4 separate regions of the Homo sapiens genome follow, and regions 1, 2 and 4 are each linked to region 3. A link is a loop called in an ENCODE intact Hi-C map of the cell type or tissue named here. Cell type or tissue: IMR-90. All regions are shown on one strand. Region 1 overlaps FMN2 (formin 2). Region 2 overlaps FMN2 (formin 2). Region 3 overlaps LOC105373228 (a long non-coding RNA gene). Region 4 overlaps GREM2 (gremlin 2, DAN family BMP antagonist).

What was found. Hi-C counts contacts between places; a loop is a spot of excess contacts. Peaks named below come from ENCODE experiments on the same cell type or tissue, not always from the same donor. Only the 100,000 strongest peaks of a DNase experiment are listed, where the experiment ranks them.
Region 1: it touches region 3 in a loop (10-fold over the local background); 14 of 110 quality-filtered maps call a loop at or near these places.
Region 2: a loop joins it to region 3, with 10 times the contacts of the local background. A loop is called at or near these places in 37 of 110 quality-filtered maps.
Region 4: a loop joins it to region 3, with 4 times the contacts of the local background. A loop is called at or near these places in 10 of 110 quality-filtered maps.

What each region holds. Positions count from the first base shown.
Region 1 is chr1:240,453,400-240,458,399 of GRCh38, reverse strand. All of the region lies in intron 16 of FMN2 (formin 2), which reads right to left. Among named protein-coding and RNA genes, the nearest start is that of GREM2, 160 kb to the left of the region's middle. In IMR-90, a CTCF peak has its summit at 2,992 (motif pointing left); no DNase peak of the experiment used is centred here.
Region 2 is chr1:240,188,132-240,193,131 of GRCh38, reverse strand. It overlaps FMN2 (formin 2), which reads right to left. Exons shown (of 18, transcript NM_020066.5): 4 at 4,870-4,925. Among named protein-coding and RNA genes, the nearest start is that of FMN2, 99 kb to the right of the region's middle. In IMR-90, CTCF peaks have their summits at 2,157 (motif pointing left) and 3,573 (motif pointing right); a DNase peak (open chromatin) is centred at 2,021.
Region 3 is chr1:240,690,292-240,695,291 of GRCh38, reverse strand. All of the region lies in intron 1 of LOC105373228 (a long non-coding RNA gene), which reads left to right. Among named protein-coding and RNA genes, the nearest start is that of GREM2, 81 kb to the right of the region's middle. RefSeq lists a silencer at 2,869-3,163. In IMR-90, a CTCF peak has its summit at 3,000 (motif pointing right); DNase peaks (open chromatin) are centred at 3,031 and 3,631; H3K27ac peaks cover 383 bases.
Region 4 is chr1:240,599,718-240,604,717 of GRCh38, reverse strand. All of the region lies in intron 1 of GREM2 (gremlin 2, DAN family BMP antagonist), which reads left to right. Among named protein-coding and RNA genes, the nearest start is that of GREM2, 9.9 kb to the left of the region's middle. In IMR-90, a CTCF peak has its summit at 2,299 (motif pointing right); no DNase peak of the experiment used is centred here.

The DNA of each region.
Region 1 (5,000 bases), 240 kb after region 3:
TATGCAATTTCCTCCCTGTAAAACTCATAAAAGAGTACAACAAAGCTATTTATATCATAATAATTTGCAATTATGCAAGAGGAAGAATGGCTTAATTAAGGGATAAGATGTGGGAGATACAAGTCAGGAATGAATCAACGAAACACACATATTAAGAGAGAACAAAGTTCACAATTTTTCCTTTACTGGATCATTTCTACCCAGTGACACATACGCTGTTTATCCCAGCACCAAAAATAAACACAAAAACAAAACCCTAATTCCCTTGCCCTCCTGCTAGCTTTCCTTTCCATTGTGACCCTTTACATATACCAATGCCTCAAGAGCGTGTTACCTAGAGTCACTGCCCCAGCTTCCTGTGCTCCCAGTTAATCAGACATCTGTCCCTAACCAGTCAACAGAGACTACTCTTGCGGATGTCACTCATTCACCCAAGATCCCAAATCCAGGTCAGTTCTCAGTCCTCATCTTTCTCACCCTAGCACTAGCAGTAGTGTGCATGGTTCTTCCTCAATACGCTCCTTCTTAAAGGCCTGACCTCACTTGGCCCACTAGGCTACATAGTCTGGCCCCAATGCTCCCTCTCCGAATTCATCTTCTACCTCTCAACTCTCACTCACTCTGCTCCAGCCACTTTAGGCACTTGACTAAACATGCTCCTTCCTTGAGCTTTGCATGCGATGCTTCATCCATGTGGAAGGTTCTTTCTTCAGATATCCATTAGCTTATTCCCTCATCTCCGAGTCCCTGCTTAGACATCACCTCTCAGAGGCACTGTCTGGCTAATTTATATAAAATAAACCACCTCCCATAGCTGTCTTCTCTTTGCCCTGCTCTGTTTTTCCTTGGAGCTTCGCTGTATATTTATTGATGGTCTGGACCTCCCTTCTATAATGTAAGCTCCACCAGGGCAGGAATTTGGTTTTATTCACAACTCCACTGCCTAGTATAGACACTTAATAAGTACATACTGAAGGACCTCAGGGAAGTATGCGGACAAGTCATACATTCGTAGTGAAGCATGCAGAAGTGGTGCTTACAGTTTGAAGAATGTGGAAGGTGGCAGTACGGGGAACGATTAGAGAGGAAAATGGAAATTGGAATGAAAATGCTCTTGACTTGCCATTCCCCTCATGCTTCCCAGGATTTGTCTCAGGATATCCATTCCTTAGAGAATCTAACTTAGGTTGGGGAACATTGATTTTGAAGTTGTCCAGCTTAGAAGATTTTTCCTAGAGCAAGAGGTGTGAAGGGTCTGGCCTGCCAACTTTGGGAAGTGGTAAGTTGAGAGGTGTAATCTGTTGTATAAATCATAGTACCAGTGCTGGCATAGCTGAACTATCAGATGATGAGGCCCAGGGTGAGCGGGAAGCTAAATGAATCAGAAAAGTCCAAGAGACTCCAGAACAATGAAGAGGACAAAGGGTTTATGTCAGGGCAATAGAAAACCTGGTAGAATCTTCATAGCGAACCTTAAATATCAGATTTATTACATGGAACAAAGGATTGGATTTATCTGTGCGGTTCTAGAGAGAGCAGAATAAGGCCCAGTGAATACATAGTTCAGTCGGCCAGCCATTCATTCTATCATCCTTTACCCCAAATTCTTAGGGCTTAGAAGGATTTTAGAATTCAGCACTCTTCCGCCGGGTGCAGTGGCTCACGCCTACGATTCCAGCACTTTGGGAGGCCGAGGTGTGTGAATCACCTGAGGTCGGGAGTTCGCGACCAGTCTGACCAACATGGAGAAACCCTGTCTCTACTAAAAATACAAAGTTAGCCGGGCATGGTGGCGCATGCCTGTAATCCCAGCTACTGGGGACGCTGAGGCAGGAGAATCACTTGAACTCGGGAGGCAGAGGTTGTGGTGAACCGAGATCGTGCCATTGCGCTCCAGCCTGGGCAACAAGAGCGAAACTCCGTCTCAAATAAAAATAAAAAATAAAAACAATTCAGAACGTTTCCAGTTTCAGATAGGAATATGGAGCATAACACTATCAAAAGGGTCTGACATAGCATGGAATCAATGTTTGATTAAACACAATGGTATTTCTGTAAGTATATGAACACTCACACTATAGAATGAGTAAAGACTGTACATAGCCTCATGAAAGTTGAGTGTTGCTGACAGATAAATTTGCCACAAAAATATGAATAAGCTTTCAGTTTCTGAGGTTTTTGGGTCTCAAAATTGTAGATAAGAGATTATGGGTCTGGACTATAAAATTAGGAATAAAACTGTATATATTATAATAATTATCCCCAAAGTGTGTAGACTCCATTATTCCTGTTAGAGAAGTCATAATCAGGTAGAAAATGACACATGACTACTAGTGATTAAGAATATTTGGATATGAACATGTCGCTCTTACCTTTTCTGAGATCATTATGCAACTTATTATTATTATTATTATTATTATTATTTTTGAGACAGTCTCGCTCCGTCACCCAGGCTGGAGTGCAGTGGCGTGATCTTGGCTCACTGCGGCCTCTGCCTCCTGGGTTCAAGCAAATCTCCTGTCTCAGCCTCCTGAGTAGCTGGGACTACAGGTGCCTGTCACCACGCCTGGCTAATTTTTGTATTTTTATAGAGATGGGGTTTCACTTTGTTGGTCAGGCTGGTCTCGAATTCCTGATCTCAGGTGCTCCACCCTCCTCAGCCTCCCAAAGTGCTGGGATTACGGGCATGAGCCACCAAGCCCAGCCTATTATTATTTTTTTAGAGACAGAGTCTTGCTCTGTTGCCTAGGCCAGAGTACAGTAGCATGAGCATAGCTCACTATAACCTCAAACTCCTAGGCTCAAGTGATCCTCCCACCTCAGCCTCCTAAGTAGCTGGTAGTAATAGCAGTAATTTCTAAAGCACCAATGGTACTAATTTTAGTAGCACCTGTGATGGGCTAGTCACTGCGTTGGGACTTTTGCACTTAATGTCATTAGCAGCATCAATACCATCTTCAGCAATTGTTATCTCAATTGTAGTGTGCCTCCTGGTGGTACACTACAGGCATGTGCCACCACACCCAGCTAACTTTTTATTTTATTTTTTGTAGAGATGGGGATCTTGCGATGTTTTCTAGGCTGGTCTGGAACTCCTAGCCTGAAGTAACTAACCCTCCTGCCCCGGTGAGCCACCACACCTGGCCGAAACTCGCTTTTAATAATTATTAATGAATAGTAAAGTATATCTTATATGGAAGTCAACACATTTCCTCTTTACTTTCCGATGGTCATGTTCTCACCTCTCTTAAGCTAAGAGGTTGTGCAGAGTCCCTGGTTCTCATTTGAATGTCTGGGACACACTAGTGGATTGTAATCAGTGGCAAAGTGTGCTGTGAGTGATTTGACTTTTTTTTTTTTAACTAATAATAAAGTAGAGAGCTTTTAAACGTAGGAGCCAAGCTTTCCTCATAATACCATCACTTTGCTAACTTGGGTTTGTATTCTTTCTTGAATGGTTGTGTCATTTCCAGTAACTCCTCATCTAACCAACCGTCCATTCATTTGTTGGCCCATGACATTAAAAAACAATAGCTTTTCCACCTTTATCTTGAATTTGCCATCAATATTATGTAGCCTCAAGTTCAGGCTCCATACCCTGTGCTCTGGTGCTGCTACTTGGGTCTGGCTTTCTATTTTCAATGCTCCCAGCCCCTTCTCTATCCCTAACTCCAACCTCTGTGTTTCTATGCTATGTTGACAGCTTTGCTTAATGCTTAACTAAGAAGAACAAGATGTGTAAAGAGGGCAAAAGAGGCACAATCCTTGTCCTTTAAAAGACCTCAACACAACACTACTATAAATAGGAGATCTATAATCTAAAGGATTGGAAGCCATATATATTTATTCTTTTCTTTAGAGTGAGAGTCTCACTCCATCACCGAGGCTGAAGTGCAGTGGTGCGATCTCAGCTCATTGCAACCTCTGCCTCCTGGGTTCAAGTGAGCCTCATGCCTCAGCCTCCTGAGTAGCTGGGATTACAAGTGGGTACCATCATGCCCAGCAAATTTTTGTATTTTTAGTAGATATGGGGTTTTGCCATGTTGGCCAGGCTGGTCTTGAACTCCTGACCTCAAGTGATCTACCTGCCTCAGCCTCCCAAATTGCTGGGATTAAAGGCATGAGCCACCATTCCTGGCCCCAAAGCCATATCTTAATGAAGAATGATGCTCAGCAAGAGTGAGTTGATTTGGTGGAGACAAAAAAGAGAAAACGCCATGATTGCTACGGATCCACAGTGAAGAAAGCACAGGGTTCCATGGTAAGAATATTTTAAAATATTAAGTGGCGGATCATGCTGCTAATACAAAAAGATATGAACTCCCTCATAGAGAAGTTATTTCCAGTGACTTTTACCTTCTATGTGTTCTATGCCTTCCATTTTTTTTTTTTTTTTTTTTTTTTGAGGCAGAGTCTCGCTCTGTCGCCCAGGCCGGACTGCGGACTGCAGTGGCGCAATCTCGGCTCACTGCAAGCTCCGCTTCCCGGGTTCACGCCATTCTCCTGCCTCAGCCTCCCGAGTAGCTGGGACTACAGGCGCCCGCCACCGCGCCCGGCTAATTTTTTGTCTTTTTAGTAGAGACGGGGTTTCACCTTGTTAGCCAGGATGGTCTCGATCTCCTGACCTCATGATCCACCCGCCTCGGCCTCCCAAAGTGCTGGGATTACAGGCGTGAGCCACCGCGCCCGGCCCTATGCCTTCCATTTTTAAGCACCATTATTCTTCCTCATCTCTATGCTTCATTAATACCCACTCTCATTCTCCTCCTTTTCCAAGCTCTTCCTCATTCTGTCCAGTTCTTCCTCAATGTTTTATTCATGGAGAGAAAAACACTGGGCTCATTTATAATAATAGTAGTAATTTCCAAAACACCATTGGTACTAATTTTAATAGTCAGCACCTGTGATGAACTAGGCACTGTGTTGGGACTATGACACTTAATATAATTAACAGCCTCAATACCATGTACTTTAGTGATTGATATGTCGATTGTTTAAAT
Region 2 (5,000 bases), 500 kb after region 3:
CAAACTAGTTTTACACCATCTAAAACTCAATAGAGCAAAGATATTACTTCATTTCACCCCCAAGCCTGACCACCCCAAGGAAAAACAAAAACAATCTGTGACATCCAATTATTTCTTCACATTCTCATCTCAAGTTCTAACTGCTTTCCAGATGTTAGCTGGTTTTCATTCTTAAAACTCATAGAAGAGTTTCTTTTGTGATTATTTCTAAGCTAAAACGTCTATATTTTTCTCTGAGCTCCTTGGAGTTTCTACAGAATAAAAATTATTCCCACACCAAAAAAAAAAAAATCCTTTCTTTCTCTTAACATAGTATGGTGAATACCTTTCAAAATGTTACCTATCTTCAATGTCAGCACTGCCCTAAGGGTATCCTGTCTTCTCTTCCCTTCCTAACCATCTCTCGCTTGCCCCTTCCCAGACTCATTAGGTCAGAGTATTTAGTGGTTAAACTATTTATTGAGGACCTAAGAATGATTAGACACTGAGGAAGACTTCAAGGATGACTAACTCATGGTTTCAGACCCAAGTATCTCTCTCTCTATCTCCTTTAAGACTTGTATTTCTTACTCCGCCTTATTTTAGTTATTTACTTGTCTTGTGGGTTATTGTTTTGTTGGTTTCCAATTACTTTGCAAATTCATATTACCTTTTGCCTTGGAGTTGAGAAAGACCTCATACTCAACAATGTTTCTTTAGAAACTTTCTATATGTCTAAGACATTCTACCCCAATTCAAATGGCTTGTTTTATTAAGTCTCCAGCATTATTTCTTCAGAATCACTTTTACTCCACTTTCTTTTGATCTGACCAATGCTTCTTTTGCTCTTCAAACTTTGTTTCTGAGTAACCAAGACCATCCACAAGGCTACTCCACATTACTCCATCTGTTTCCTTGACTTGTTCCTAAATTATTTCTGAAACTAATGGAACTGAGTGGCCACTGCATAAAGAGTACTATAACAGATACTTTAAGGAGATCCAGTAAAAAAATATTTACTTCTTCAAATAAATTTGCAGTTAGATTGGGCAATGAGGGGACTCGGTAGGGCTGATCAGAGCAAAGCGTTTTTCTGACACTTGAGAATTTATTTGCATATAGATCATACAACATATGGGGGAAGACAGTGCTGATATCGTCTAATTCCTTTTTATTGTCTAGCACTTTGTAATAGATGTGACTATTGATAAATGATAAATATTATAATGTTCAAAGACCTGACTTTCAATTACCTGTTATTTTCAATTCTTACCCAAAGCTAGAGTTTTTAAAAATCAAAATGTTATTCTATTTCCCTTCCAGCTAGTCCATGTATATTAGAAAGATACCAAGAGTTTTAGAAAAATGCTTTGAAACAAAAATTGTATATATAATTTCAAAAGCAAAAAGTTAGAAACTAGGTGGCTACCAGGTGAAGCATGTTACCATACACCAATCTTTAACTTAGAAGCAAATGTTCTTAGATAAAATAATTGACACTAAGCTATTATATACTACAGAGTATAAAAGGCTTTACAGTTTAAATATTTCAAATGGCAAAGATTTTAATAAACAGAATCAAAAGACAGTCGCATTTCAGTTTTATGACATAATTCTTCAGATAGAGCAGATTTTCAGAGCATATTACTTGAAATTAAAATAATCAGTAAGTGAGGTCTCAAGAATGTAATTTTATTTGAAAACCTAATTCCACAGGGTCATCAATAAAAGCATTCAAGGAGTAGCTACAGTCCGTTCTTTTCACTTGAGTGCCAGCTGTATTTGCTTTAAGCATCAGACTCTCTGGCAACACCACAGCCTTCTACTCCTGTGAGTTGAGGAAAGGCTTTATGAGTCATGTGTTTTTTCTAGGGATATCGCACTCTCAGAATTATTAACTACAGAAAGAGTAAAAGTCAAAACTCATTCAATAAATTCCAATGTGCTCAGATTGAGAGAACAGGTGTCTGAACACACATCTGAAGAATAACTTAGAGAGGATGCTTTCCAACTCGGCTGCAAGCCTCTGACTAAGCAGTCCTGGGGATCTCACATTACGACCACAGAAGAACGCAGGCAACGCTGATGGACCAGAAAAATCTCTTAGGTTCATCATTCATACTGAGAAAACTGCCTTCAAACCTCTCATTTCCAGCTGCATTTAGAGATACAGAACTGCCATCTAGTGACTAAGAAGGAAAAAGCAAGGACTTTCCATGAAAAATAATTTTTTTTACATAATAACAAAGCACTAAAGTTAGTAAAATTAACACAACTTAGCACATCAAAGTTCTAGTAAAACTTCAAAATGTATAAGTGAACTAATATACCTATTTGCCTCTATAATGTATCTGGACATCCAACTGATACATGGTAGAGTTTACATATAATAAAATAAATTTAGAATCTCATCTCATTCATCTGACGATTTTGGCATCGGGTGATTACCCATGTAAAAGTATAATTTTTATCATAGTATAAGTATAAAATCAAACAGATCTGTACTCAAATAGCGAGCCTACCCTTTATCAAGTTTGTGATCTGATGCAAGTTATTTTAACTCATATAATCATTTTCTTTAGCAGTTAAATGCGCATTATAATAGTTACTTTAAAGGATTATTGTGAGGATTTCTTAAGGTAATAGAGTAAAAGAACAGGTATACAGTAGGTTGACAATTAATTTGAGTTTTCCCTATCCCCTTTACGGCCAGTTACTTTAGCCTGTCATGAAACATATCCATATCATCTAAGAAAAGAATCAGCCCGTAAAATAAATGTATGACAAAGAGTTAATGATTCCAAAAGTAAGTGATGTCATTGTCGGGTGCTTAAAATCGATTGCTTCCAAATATTGTTCCCTCTCAATTAATTTTCCTGACTTCCAGACACTTCACTGTCAACAAGGATAAGATGTAACATTTATTCAATCTATTTCACCCTTGAGTCTTCAAGTTGTAAAATCAAGTGTTTTTAAATAACCTACTCCATTAGGTTTTCTGCTTATTGCAATATATTTTACCATGGTCCATCGCTCAGGAAAAACACTATAATGTTACACACATGAATATGTATCTTGAAATAGCATAATATAGAAAGCAATGCTGTACATGTTTTATCATTGTTGATATTATCAAATACTTCCTGTTCAGGTTCTCTTTGACATTATCGTATGTAACAATTGATTCATATACGTCCTGAACATAAGAATTTAGAAAAACTTAATGTATCCCTTTAAATCACAATTTAGCCATGCTTTCCACACCAAAAAAAAGGCTTAAAAAGTGAGGGAAGATTTGAGGGTACTATCTTTCTTAATAACTGCTGACTTTACTATTTCTTTTTACCTTTTTATCTTTCTTTCTCTTATTCGCTGTGGGCTAATCATTGCAGATAATTAAGGAACCATCAGTTGAGCCCACCGTGCCTCTCCAAGTGCCACCAAGTTGATGTAGCCCTCTGCTCCCATAACAATAAGCTGGAAAAACTTGCTTTTTCAATGAACTGTCCTTAAGGATAGCTAACCTAGCCGCATTTTTGAAAAGCACCCAGGTGCTGTTTTCAACCAATGTTGTACCCCAATTTCTCCTCCAGGGGGAGCACAACTTTCATGTATAACACAGGGATTCTTTTCTAAAGGGAAGTTACTTTATTTGATGAGTTATCAGAGATCAGCAATAATTTAATTTTACAGAGAAGAACCCTATGTCCCAGGTAATCTAAGCTTGTTGTCATCACACTAATCAGAAATAGATCCGGGTGTAAAACCCAAGTATGTGTCTCCTCATTTTCTCCTAGACCACCAACAGAACAGAACACATCTTTTTACTGTTCATTTCTAATACTAAGTTACTGACAAAAGCATAGTTGGGTGAAAATGTAAATTGGTTTGTAAGCAATGGTTTTATATCCAAAAGAGCAATTGCTATCCACAATTACTATTCCATACACGTTTCCTTTCTTGCAGTTTTTTTTTTTTAATAAGAAATCCATTTTAGCATAGCTTGCATTTTAGCGTAAGAAAAAAAAACCCACAAAATTTGGCTTCTTTGGTAACTGATATGGTTTGGCTCTGTGTCCCCAGCCAAATCTCATCTTGTAGCTCCCATAATTCCCACATGTTGTGGGAGGGACCTGGTGGGAGATGACTGAATCATGGGGGCTGATCTTTCCCATGCTCTTCTCATGATAGTGAATGGGTCTCACGAGATCTAATGGTTTTAAAAATGGGAGTTTCTCTGCACAAGCTCTTTTTTGCCTTCTGCCATCCACATAAGATGTGATTTGCTTCTCCTTGCCTTCCACCATGAACTTGTGAGGCCTCCCCAGCCATGTGGAAGTGTAAGTCCAATAAGCCTCTTTCTTTTGTAAATTGCCCATTCTTGGGTACACCCTTATCAGCAGTGTGAAAACGGACTAATACAGTAACAGAAAAAAAATAGTTTCCTGGAAATTAAACAGATACTAATTAATGTTTCATCCACCAAAGTAATAAGAACCTTATTTGACTTTAGCAAAGCTCTGACAGATTTCTTTTTAAAGATCATAGCCATGGGACTGTTTGAGCAGGCACATCTCGCAGACTTCTCCCTGGAGTGGCCACCGTTTCCTGCTGGAGCCCGCTGTTATTGGGCCCAACTCTTTGGCTGGATATAGAATAAAACAGCTTCTGAAAAGCTTGTACTCAGTTCCATTTCAAGGCTGATTTTGTATGCAAAAAATAAATGGAAGAAAACATCCCCTTCTGCCTGACTGGATTCCACTGCAGGCTTAGGGAAAACAAGGGCATCCTAGCCAGCCGGGCAGATGGAAAGATAAATCGCAGAGTCTGTCACAATCTTAAGACAAATAAGACAGATGGGAATCTGACATCCTAATAAGATCATCTTACCTTCTGGACAGCATCTGAGCGTTTTTGGGGAGTTTCTGAAACAGCAGATTGAGATTCTAGATTGGAAAGGAAGCAGACAGTCAGTATCTTAAAGGACAATTTTCCTATTTCTTCAATCAGAAAATAAAACT
Region 3 (5,000 bases):
GGTTCTAGAGCTAGATAATTTTGATTCAAATCCTCCTCTGACATTGATGAGAATGTGATATCGGCCAATTCACACAACTGCTCTGTGCCTCAGTTTCCTCATCTTTATATATTTGAGTAGTTGCTAGGAGGATTAAATAAATTTATATATATATTAAATACATTTATATATATATATGTATATAACATTTAGAAGAGTGCCTGGCACATGGTGAGAGGTAAGTCCTCCATAAGGTAAATTATTATTATTATTATTTTGTGTCAATGAATGTCATAGCAGTAATTTTATTATTTTAATTTAATTTAATAAAACCCACAATTTTTAATTAGTGATTAGTAATTATTTTAATTAATGATGACATGTATTCACACTTCACACAAATTCATAAAGAATAAATCATAGAGGTAAAGCTATAATAAATATCACATTGCAAATACACAATTAGCAACATGAAAAGTACATGGAATTTTTGAAGCATGAAGAAACTTGAGTGCTAACTCTAAACAGATAAAGCATCTGTTTATCTTGGATAAGTCTTTTAAACTTTATAAAGAATAACTATGCAGAGATAACATTTAGTACTTAAGAAATAATAAATTTACATGACTTTCTCTCTCTTCCTGTGAAATAAAGATATTAGACCAGATTATTACTTCTTGCTAAAAGATTCAATGACTCTCAGACAGGAGATGAAAATATAATAACAATTGCCTTGGGTCTCCAATCTTGACACATACTGTCTACAGAATTTGGCACACTTTGTTGCTGTCCTCTATTATAATATATGTGTTTGAATCTTTTCTGACTATCTAGTTTAAGACTGGAAACCATTAATTTAACTTATTAATTCAATGGACATGTATTAAGCATCTGCTATATCCAAGTTAATAGGATCTGGAAATACATAGTGACAAAAGCAGTCTCTCGCCTCCGTGAGTTTACAGTCTAATTGTGAGAGAAGCGTGAAAACAAAGAGTTCAATAATCATTACATATCCACAGTGGAAGTCTATACAGAGCACAATGGGAGCACAGAAGAATGAGAACGTGTTTGCACTGTGAAATGGCCGTAGTAAGTAAAAGTTTCACAAAGGAAGTAAAAGCTGTTTAGATTTTTATCATTCTCTTCCCATCAGTCCCTATTATACTGCTGGCACTTTTTGAAATAAGCAGAAACCTAATATGCAATTTCCAAAGATTGTCTTTAAAGATGTACCTTATTGAATACATGTGGATATATAGCCTAGGGCACATGCTACACCTTCTTGTCACTAAGTACGCACATTGCAGGAGCCTGCCAGTCCCAGCATAGTTTCTCATTTCCACTTCATAACACTGTCTACAAGATTTTACAAAGAGATCAATTGCTCATTACGTTACTGGTATCTTGTCCTCAGTTTGTCCCACATGCAGTGAGAGAAATATTTTATACCATCCTATGGAAGACTGAGAATAAAAAGAACATATCCTTGCTGTAAGTTAAACATCTAAAAATGGTATGATTCTTTTCAGAGTGTGCTGCCAGATGCTGCTAGATACTGGGTATGTGGCCAGAAGATGTTAACCCAACACTAACAGTCATATAAATCATGATTCCCCAAAGGTCAGATGCTACCACTGCATGGTTATTTTCTTCAACTTACTCTGTAGTCTCTCTTATAGAATTTGTAAGGTTTATGCTGTACACATTATGGGACAAAAGGTCTTTATCTCATGAAACAGGGCTAGGCAGTGAGAAACCCAACGAGAAGGGCAAAATTAAGATTTCCTACGGATGTCACCAGCAAAGTCATTATTATTGAAATTGAATAAATGAATGGAAAAAGCAAAACAAGCTCTGAGTTAGAAAAATAAATTACACATGGCCAAGCTCAGATTCATTCCTATTACCTACAATTAGAATTTTTAAAAATTGAGCCTTCCCTTTGAATTTCCAAAATTAGTAGGAAGGGGGAAGTGAAAAGGCCATTAAAGGAAAAAAGGAAGAGATCAGAGTTTTGAAGAGACCATCAACAGATGTTGTTTCAGAAATTGGATTTGGAATGAGTCCAAAAGGACTATTTCTAAGACAAGAGCTAAGTAGACCATGGGTGAATTTCATCTGATGCATTTCATCTGAGCATTGATACTGGAAGACACATTAGAGAGGGCATCTGGAAGTTAGCTTACCAAAAGGAAATAGGATCACTTAAGGAGTCTAATAATGAGCAAAAATAAAGAGATTGAGCTATTGGAAGGAAGGCAGAATCATGTGATGGTTTCTTTAGAAAGTCTTGATCATCTTTAGATGTATATCTTAGAGACTCACTCCTAGAATCTTACACACCAGTAATTTTTTTTTTTTTTTTTTGAGATAGATTCTCACTCTGTCACCCAGGCTGAAGTGCGGTGGCGTGATCTGCAACCTCTGCCTCCCGGGTTGAAGCGGTTTCTGTGCCTCAGCCTCCCGAGTAGCTGGGATTACAGGCGTGCGCCGCCACGCCCAGCTAATTTTTCTGTATTTTTAGTAGAGATGGGGTTTCACCATGTTGGCAAGGTTGGTCTTGAACTCCTGACCTCAAGTCATCCACCCACCTCAGCTTCCCAAAGTGCTAGGATTACAGGTGTGAGCCACCATGCCCAGCCACACCAGTATTTCTTTACCCTCTATTTTGATCCAATGTTTATCCAGAAGTAGTTCAAGATTAAGAAGTAGTTCAAGTGAGCAGACAACTTGAATTCCATTGAGCCTAATCTATATTTATTTTCCCTCCATAGTTACAATATGGAAAACATAATCACGTAAGTGTAAAGGAAAGTATATTCTACGTCCTGAAAAATCACTGTGGTTCATTCACGCTGGGAAAGGTGGCCGCTTTTCTGACATGAATCCGTAGCTGCATTATCATGGGGGTTTCCTGGGTAAAGAGGAGGCTGCCGGTCTCTTGCTTCCCCCACTTTTCCATTTTTTCCTCTTTTGCAGCCAGCCATGGTCCCATGCTTGCTAGCAACAGAAAGTACAGCAGATGGCAGCAAGCAGCTGCTGCATTTTCCAAACCTTGGTCAGCAACTGTTTTCAAGCCAGCACAAGGCAGGTTGAATGGAGGCAAAGATGGATGTGGATTTGTTAAGAGTCCCCCGTCCTCCATCTCTTGTTCTGTCTCTACCTTTCTGCCCTGCCCAGTGATGAGCAAACACCTCATTTCACAGAAGCAGAGCAAACTGGAAACAAGAGGAGGAGACAAAAGCTGGGGCTTGGCGGGACACACTGAACTGGACTCAAGCCTGAAGTGACCTAGTCAGGCGTGGTATCGATGTCGTGGCAGATCTTCCTTGGCCTCCGTGGGCTGTTGAGCAATTTCTTGGACCCACATCTGTGAATGCTAATCCAACACCAAACAATATTTTGCAGAATTATTCCATCCACTTTGCAACTTCCAGCTTTGTAGGGGCTTCACGGGGGCTGCAGGTAGCAGGAAAGACCTGAGGGTGAACTGCGTTGTGCTGAGAGATAAGCCTGGATTTTACCAATTCAGGCTTGGCAGACCACATCAGAGCTGTCAAAAGGCTATGAACTGCTCTGAGCTCCTGCCTTTAAACTTGCCCTGTTTAGTTCAGCTCAGAAGCCTGGAATTTGTGAAGGTAAACAATTCTTATCCCATGGATAAACTGGATAATGCAATTTAAAATACAGACGTATATTCTTCAGACAAACGTAACCGCCCTGACATTAATGGGGCCATTTATCTATGTTGAAGTCAGTAAGCCATAAGCACTGTCAGTGATGTGGGGATTTGGGGATTTGATTAGTTTTGGGTTTCCAGTGGCTTAACAGGAACAGAGGGTGCGAGGTGAGGTAGCTGGTCTTATCTTCTTGAGTTATTAGATAACTTGTGTTCTTTCTCCTTTGTGCTAAAACCTAAAAGGTAAATTTGTTCTTTTGTGTTTTCCATAATTCAACAGATTGTTAACCTGGTTTATTTTTCATAACCAGCAAATTGTACCTATGCTGATCATTCAGTTTTGTGGTCAAATATTACAAAGCTGGGTTATGTAAGCTTATATTTTTCATGAAATCAGCCCTATAAGAAATTAGGATTACAGGTCCTAACACTTTTTTCTTTTTGAAACGGAGTCTCGCTTTGTCGCCCAGGCTGGAGTGCGGTGGTGGGATCTCAGCTCACTGCAAGCTCCGCCTCCTGGGTTCACACCATTCTCCTGCCTCAGCCTCCCAAGTAGCTGGGACTACAGGTGCCCGCCACCACGCCCGGCTAAAGTTTTATATTTTTAGTAGAGTTTCACTGTGTTAGCCAGGATGGTCTCGATCTCCTGACCTCGTGATCCGCCCGCCTCAGCCTCCCAAAGTGCTGGGATTACAGGTGTGAGCCTCCGTGCCCAGCCTACAGGTCCTAACACTTTAACTTCCAGAGTTCAAGATTATTAAAGTAACTTCAATACTGGACGGCATTTGTAAGCTTTACGTGCTCCCAGCTGGTTCGTTGACATGGAGTTCAGACTTGCATGCAATCACCCTTGACTATCTTTGGCTGTCCTTTCTCAGAAACAGGGCAATCATCTTAACAAAAACCTGGCCAATAGATTTCCAAATGTTGCGTTCATAGAAAGAACACTGGTTTTGAGAAAAACTTTCACATGTATTTTCTTTTCCCTTCTCTCTCTTTTTTTTTTTTTCAGACAGGGTCTCGCAGTGTTGCATAGGCTGGAGTTCAGCGGCATGCTCACGGCTCACTGCAGCCTTGACCTCTTGGGCTCAAGAGCTCAAGCAGTCCTCCCATCTCAGCCTCCCAAGTAGCTGGAACCACAGGCACATGCCACCACACCCAACTAATTTTTGTATTTTTAGTAGAGGCAGGGTTTCGCCATGTGTCTCAGGCTGGTCTCAAATTCCTGGGCTCAAGGGATCTGCCTACCTCAGCAACCCAAAACACTGGGTTTACAGGCATGAGCCGCCGTGCCCTGCCTCAAATGTATTTTCAAGTGGAGCAAAGTTAAGGGGCTCAC
Region 4 (5,000 bases), 91 kb after region 3:
ACAAAGTGCTGGGATTATAGGCGGGAGCCACCATGCCCAGCCTACTTTGGTGTTCTATAAGAATTGAGGGGAATCTGTGACATTTGATAGAAAAAAAAATTGCTTCTTGACTTCCACTTACCTGTAACTGAAATATCACATTCTCTTTAGTTACGAATGTAACAAACCACAGTAACATCAGTGGAATCACAGCTTTGTCACCAATAGAAATCAGAATTACTTTCATGTTACAGTTGATACCAGAGTCTCAAAATATCACTTACACTTACCTAGTACTTAAAACTACTTGAAAATTATGGAAGTGATCATACCTGCTTTTAGATCTCATTATTTAGTCCCTTATAAACAGGACCAGACAATTGTATATCATACATTTTATACACACACACACACACACACACACACACATACGTATAGTTATATAAAGCTGATCTAATTGGGATATTTGTCCCCTCCACATCACATGTTGAAATGTGACCCCCAATACTGGAGGTAGGGCCTGGTGGGAGGTGTTTTCATCCTGGGGGTAGATCCCGCATTAATGGCTTGGTGCCCTCCCCACGGTAATGAGTGGGTTCTCCCTCAGTGCATTCATTCACTTGAAAGCTCGTTCTTTAAAGAGAGCCCGGCACCTCCCTTCCTTCTCTCCTGCTCCCTCTCTTACTGTGTGACACCCCTGCCTCCCCTTAACCCCTCGCCGTGAGTGGAAGCCTGTTAAGGCCCTCATTAGAAGCCAAGCAGAAGATGCCAGCACCATGTTTCTTGTACATCTGCAGAGCTGTGAGTCAAATAAACCTCTTTTCCTTATAAATTACCCAGCCTCCTTGGATATTCCATGATAGCAGTGCAAATGGACTAACACAATAGCATATATATATATATAAAATACATATATAACACAATAGCATATATAAAATACATATATAATAACACAATAACATATATGTGTGTGTGTATGTATATGTATGTATATATAGCTTGCCTTGTAATAGTATATACTTTTTGAATTTAAAAACATTATTCTGAGAAGGAATCATTAAGGTTCATCAGACTTTAAGGCAGTCCATGGGGAAGAACAGGTAAAAAATCCCACACAGTAGGGCAGTAAATTTGATGTCAACCTTTCTAACACCTTCAGCTGTCTTAAATGGGATGGGTAGCCATGTGAGCCAATGAAGTTTGTGCTGGAGGGGGAGATGGATGGGAGATGGATGGGAGATGGATGGGAGATGGATGGGAGATGGATGGGAGAGGAGCCATGCCTCAGATATGGAGTTGGGCCTTGATGGTAAAACCCAACACTGAGGCTCTTTAGGCTCAAGAGAAAGAGAAGAGGAGATGTGTATCTCTTCCGTTTACTTGAATTTGCTCTAGTTTGAGTCAAATGGCTTCTATAAAGAGGGAAGAGTCCCTGAGTGTATACCTCATGCCACTTCTCTTTGTATTTGAAACTGGATGGTCTCAAGCACCAGTAATTACTTGTTGGATGAGTGAATTGAATGGCTCAAGGCCGCAGTTGATGATCAGGTGTGGCTGGTGCCCTGGAGTCACAGCCTATCTGCATGAGTTCCCATTGATAGCTCCGCACCGCACCGCATTCACCGCCTTGGAATTCTCTCTATTTTATTTTTTTTTGAGACGAGTCTCGCTCTGTCGCAGCTCTGTCACCCAGGCTGGAGTGCAATGGTGCGATCTCAGCTCACTGCAAGCTCCACCTCCCGGGTTCACGCCATTCTCCTGCCTCAGCCTCCCGAGTAGCTGGGACTACAGGCGCCCGCCACCACACCCGGCTAGTATTTTGTATTTTTAGTAGAGAAGGGGTTTCACCATGTTAGCCAGGATGGTCTCGATCTCCTGACCTCGTGATCCGCCTGCCTCGGCCTCCCAAAGTGCTGGATTTTTTTTGAGATCAGTCTCGCTCTGTCACCAGGCTGGAGTGCAGTGGCGGGATCTCAGATCACTGCAAACTCTGCCTCCTGGGTTCAAGCAATTCTCCTGCCTAAGCCTCCCAAGTACCTGGGATTACAGGCTCTGTCACCATGCCCGGCTAATTTTTTATTTTTATTAGAGACGCGGTTTCACCATGTTGGCCAGGATGGTCTTGATCTCTTGACCTCGTGATCCTCCTGCCTCGGCCTCCCAAAGTGCTGGGATTACAGGCTGGAATTCTCTTTTCATGCTCTTTTCTCTTCTGCTACGATGTGAGCTCTTTAAGGAATTATAACTATTTTTATCTTATATGTTACAGAGAATCACAATGCTTAGTGTTTGGTGAATAAATGAATAAATGTCCCTGTAGAGGTCACTATTGTTACAGAACCAATGGCCCCATTTAAAAAAAAATAAATTAAGGAAAAAACATATAAGAAAGAATACTTCTGACTTTACTCAGCTGAAGTATCATGGGATGGAGTGATAATGTTAAATTCTGGCCCACTAAGTACCCAAATAAAAACCTCAGAAAAGAATTCTGTTAATGATAAGACAAGCAACCTCTCTTCCTGTTCAGCTTAGTGGAAGTGTTGACAGAAAATAGCTTTTAGGGGCCTGGGCAAGCTCTGAAAATTTCTAGGGAGGCAAAGTGTTTTATTTGGTACCTAAGCTGAGAACTTCTCTGTATTAAAGGATGCCAAGATATTCCTACAAGTGTATCCTTCATATCCATAAGGTTATGGAACTAGTTTTGGAAGGTATTGCTTTTGCTGAAAGGAAAAGTAGGCAGGGGGGCAAGAGAGGATTTATTGAGCACTTACTATATGTTCCAGGTATTTTAACACACAATATCCTTTTTTTTTTTTTTTTTTTGAGATGGATTCTCACTCTGTCGCCCAGGCTGGAGTGCAATGGTGCAATCTCGGCCTTGGCTCGCTGCAACCTCCGCCTCCCGGGTTCAAGCGATTCTCCTGCCTCAGCCTCCAGAGTAGCTGGGATTACAGGCATGTGCCACCATGCCTGGCTAATTTTTGTATTTTTAGCAGAGACGGGGTTTCGCCATGTTGGCCAGGCTGGTCTCGAACTCCTGACCTCAGGAGAGATGCCCGCCTCGGCCTCTCAAAGTGCTGGGATTACAGGTGTGAGCCACCGTGCCGGGCCTAACACACAATATCTTAATAAGCTTTTGTAACATCTTTTTGAGGTAAATGCTGTTGTCCACATCTTACCAACAAAGAACTGAAGCTCACTGAGGTGCAGTAAATTTCCTAACTTTACACAGCCTCTTCACAGAGGCTAAATAAGCATTCAGACTGAGGGCTTAAGAAGCTTTTTCCCTTAATAACTTTGGCTCTATGTCCTCACATTATCTTAGGCTTCAAACTGGAGACACAGGCATAAGACTCCATGTAGGTTATGTTGGGTGGGTAGTCAAACAGAGGGATGTGTACCATTGGTTTGGAGCATGAATTTTGAAGTCAAATAAACCTGGCTTTGTTCCTATCTGTGTGGAACTATCACTTTGTATCAGTAATCCTCATCTGAAGTTGTATAGCGCTGTCTTACGAATTATGTGAGATAATGCTTTTCATACAGGCATAAAAACTCAATTATTATTGTTACTGTAACTATTATTATTTTGCAGGCTTTTGATATTAGTGAATTGGGGCTGAGAAGCAAAGGTCTTCAGAATGTTTCTGTGAAGGTTGCTGGAAGAACAGTTTATTACTATTACTACTTTGGAATTGAGGCTTCAAATCTAATTTTGTGAACTGAGATAAACAAATTGAAATATTTGGGCCTGAATTTTATCTTTGAAATGGAAATAATAATTATTTGGAGGAAGAGCTAATCAAGCACTCTAAACAAAACCATTGATTCATTCAACAATTATTTATGGAACCAGAGCTAGAAATAGCAGGAGATCAAAAGACGGACCACTTTTTCAAGGAGCTAATAGTTCATGGGGAAGGAGAGACATGCATGTCAGCAATAAAAACACAGCCAGGCACGGTGGCTCACGCCTGTAATCCCAGCATTTTGGGAGGCCGAGGCAGGTGGATCTCCTGAGGTCAGGAGTTCGAGACCAGACTGGCCAACATGGTGAAGCCCCGTCTCTATTAAAAATACAAATCTTAGCCGTGTGCGGTGGTGGGCGCCTGTAATCCCAGCTACTCAGGAGGCTGAGGTAGGAGAATTGCTTGAGCCTGGGAGGTGGAGGTTGTAGTGAGCCGAGACCGTGCCATTGCACTCCAGCCTAGGTGACAAGAGCAAAACTCCATCTCAAAAAAGAAAAGAAAAAAGAAAAGAAAACAATAAAAACACAAGGTAAAAACCGGATAGAACTGGTAAAGACATGGACACATAGGTACCTTGAGTGTTGGATTAGTGAACTGTTATTTCAAAGGAAGATGATCTGAGTGCTCCTGTAAAGGTCTGGGAAATTTACACTGTGCCACTTTTCACGATTTTTTTTCTGCTTTCTCCACTCCATGATACATGTTGGATGTTTGATGCCTTCCAAATCAAGAGTTTCCAAGATAAAAGGAAAACACGTAATCTCGTTTTACACATAAGGAAGCGATAGCCCAAAAAGTTGTGTGTTTTAAGACTGCAAACTACCTTGTTGTCAAATTAGCACTCGAACCCAGGTTTCCTCATTCCCAGTCTACCCTTCTTTCTACTACACCATACTCCCTTTTGAGCCTCCACCATTAGGCTGACCCTAAACCAACGGTACATGAAGTGTTGCAAGATAGATTACACAAAGGTCCAAGGTACAGCTGCAGGATATGTGCCAGACTGGGGGAGAAATCATTTTGCTTTGGGGGCAATAGAAGGATTTCATATAAATGCAACAAAGTTTGTTGTTGTTGTTTCATTTGGATTATTTTCCCTAGTGCTCACTGTGGTACTAAATTATCCCGGAGCTTGGATGCTCCAAGGCCGAGGTCCACTGAAACAGTCCTAATCATTTCTAGAAGCCCAGTGATGCCTTCAGCTGGTGTGATGGATAAAGCAGCAGCTCTGGCCAGTGACTACCCTTCCCAGGTTTTCAAGTGTTGTGG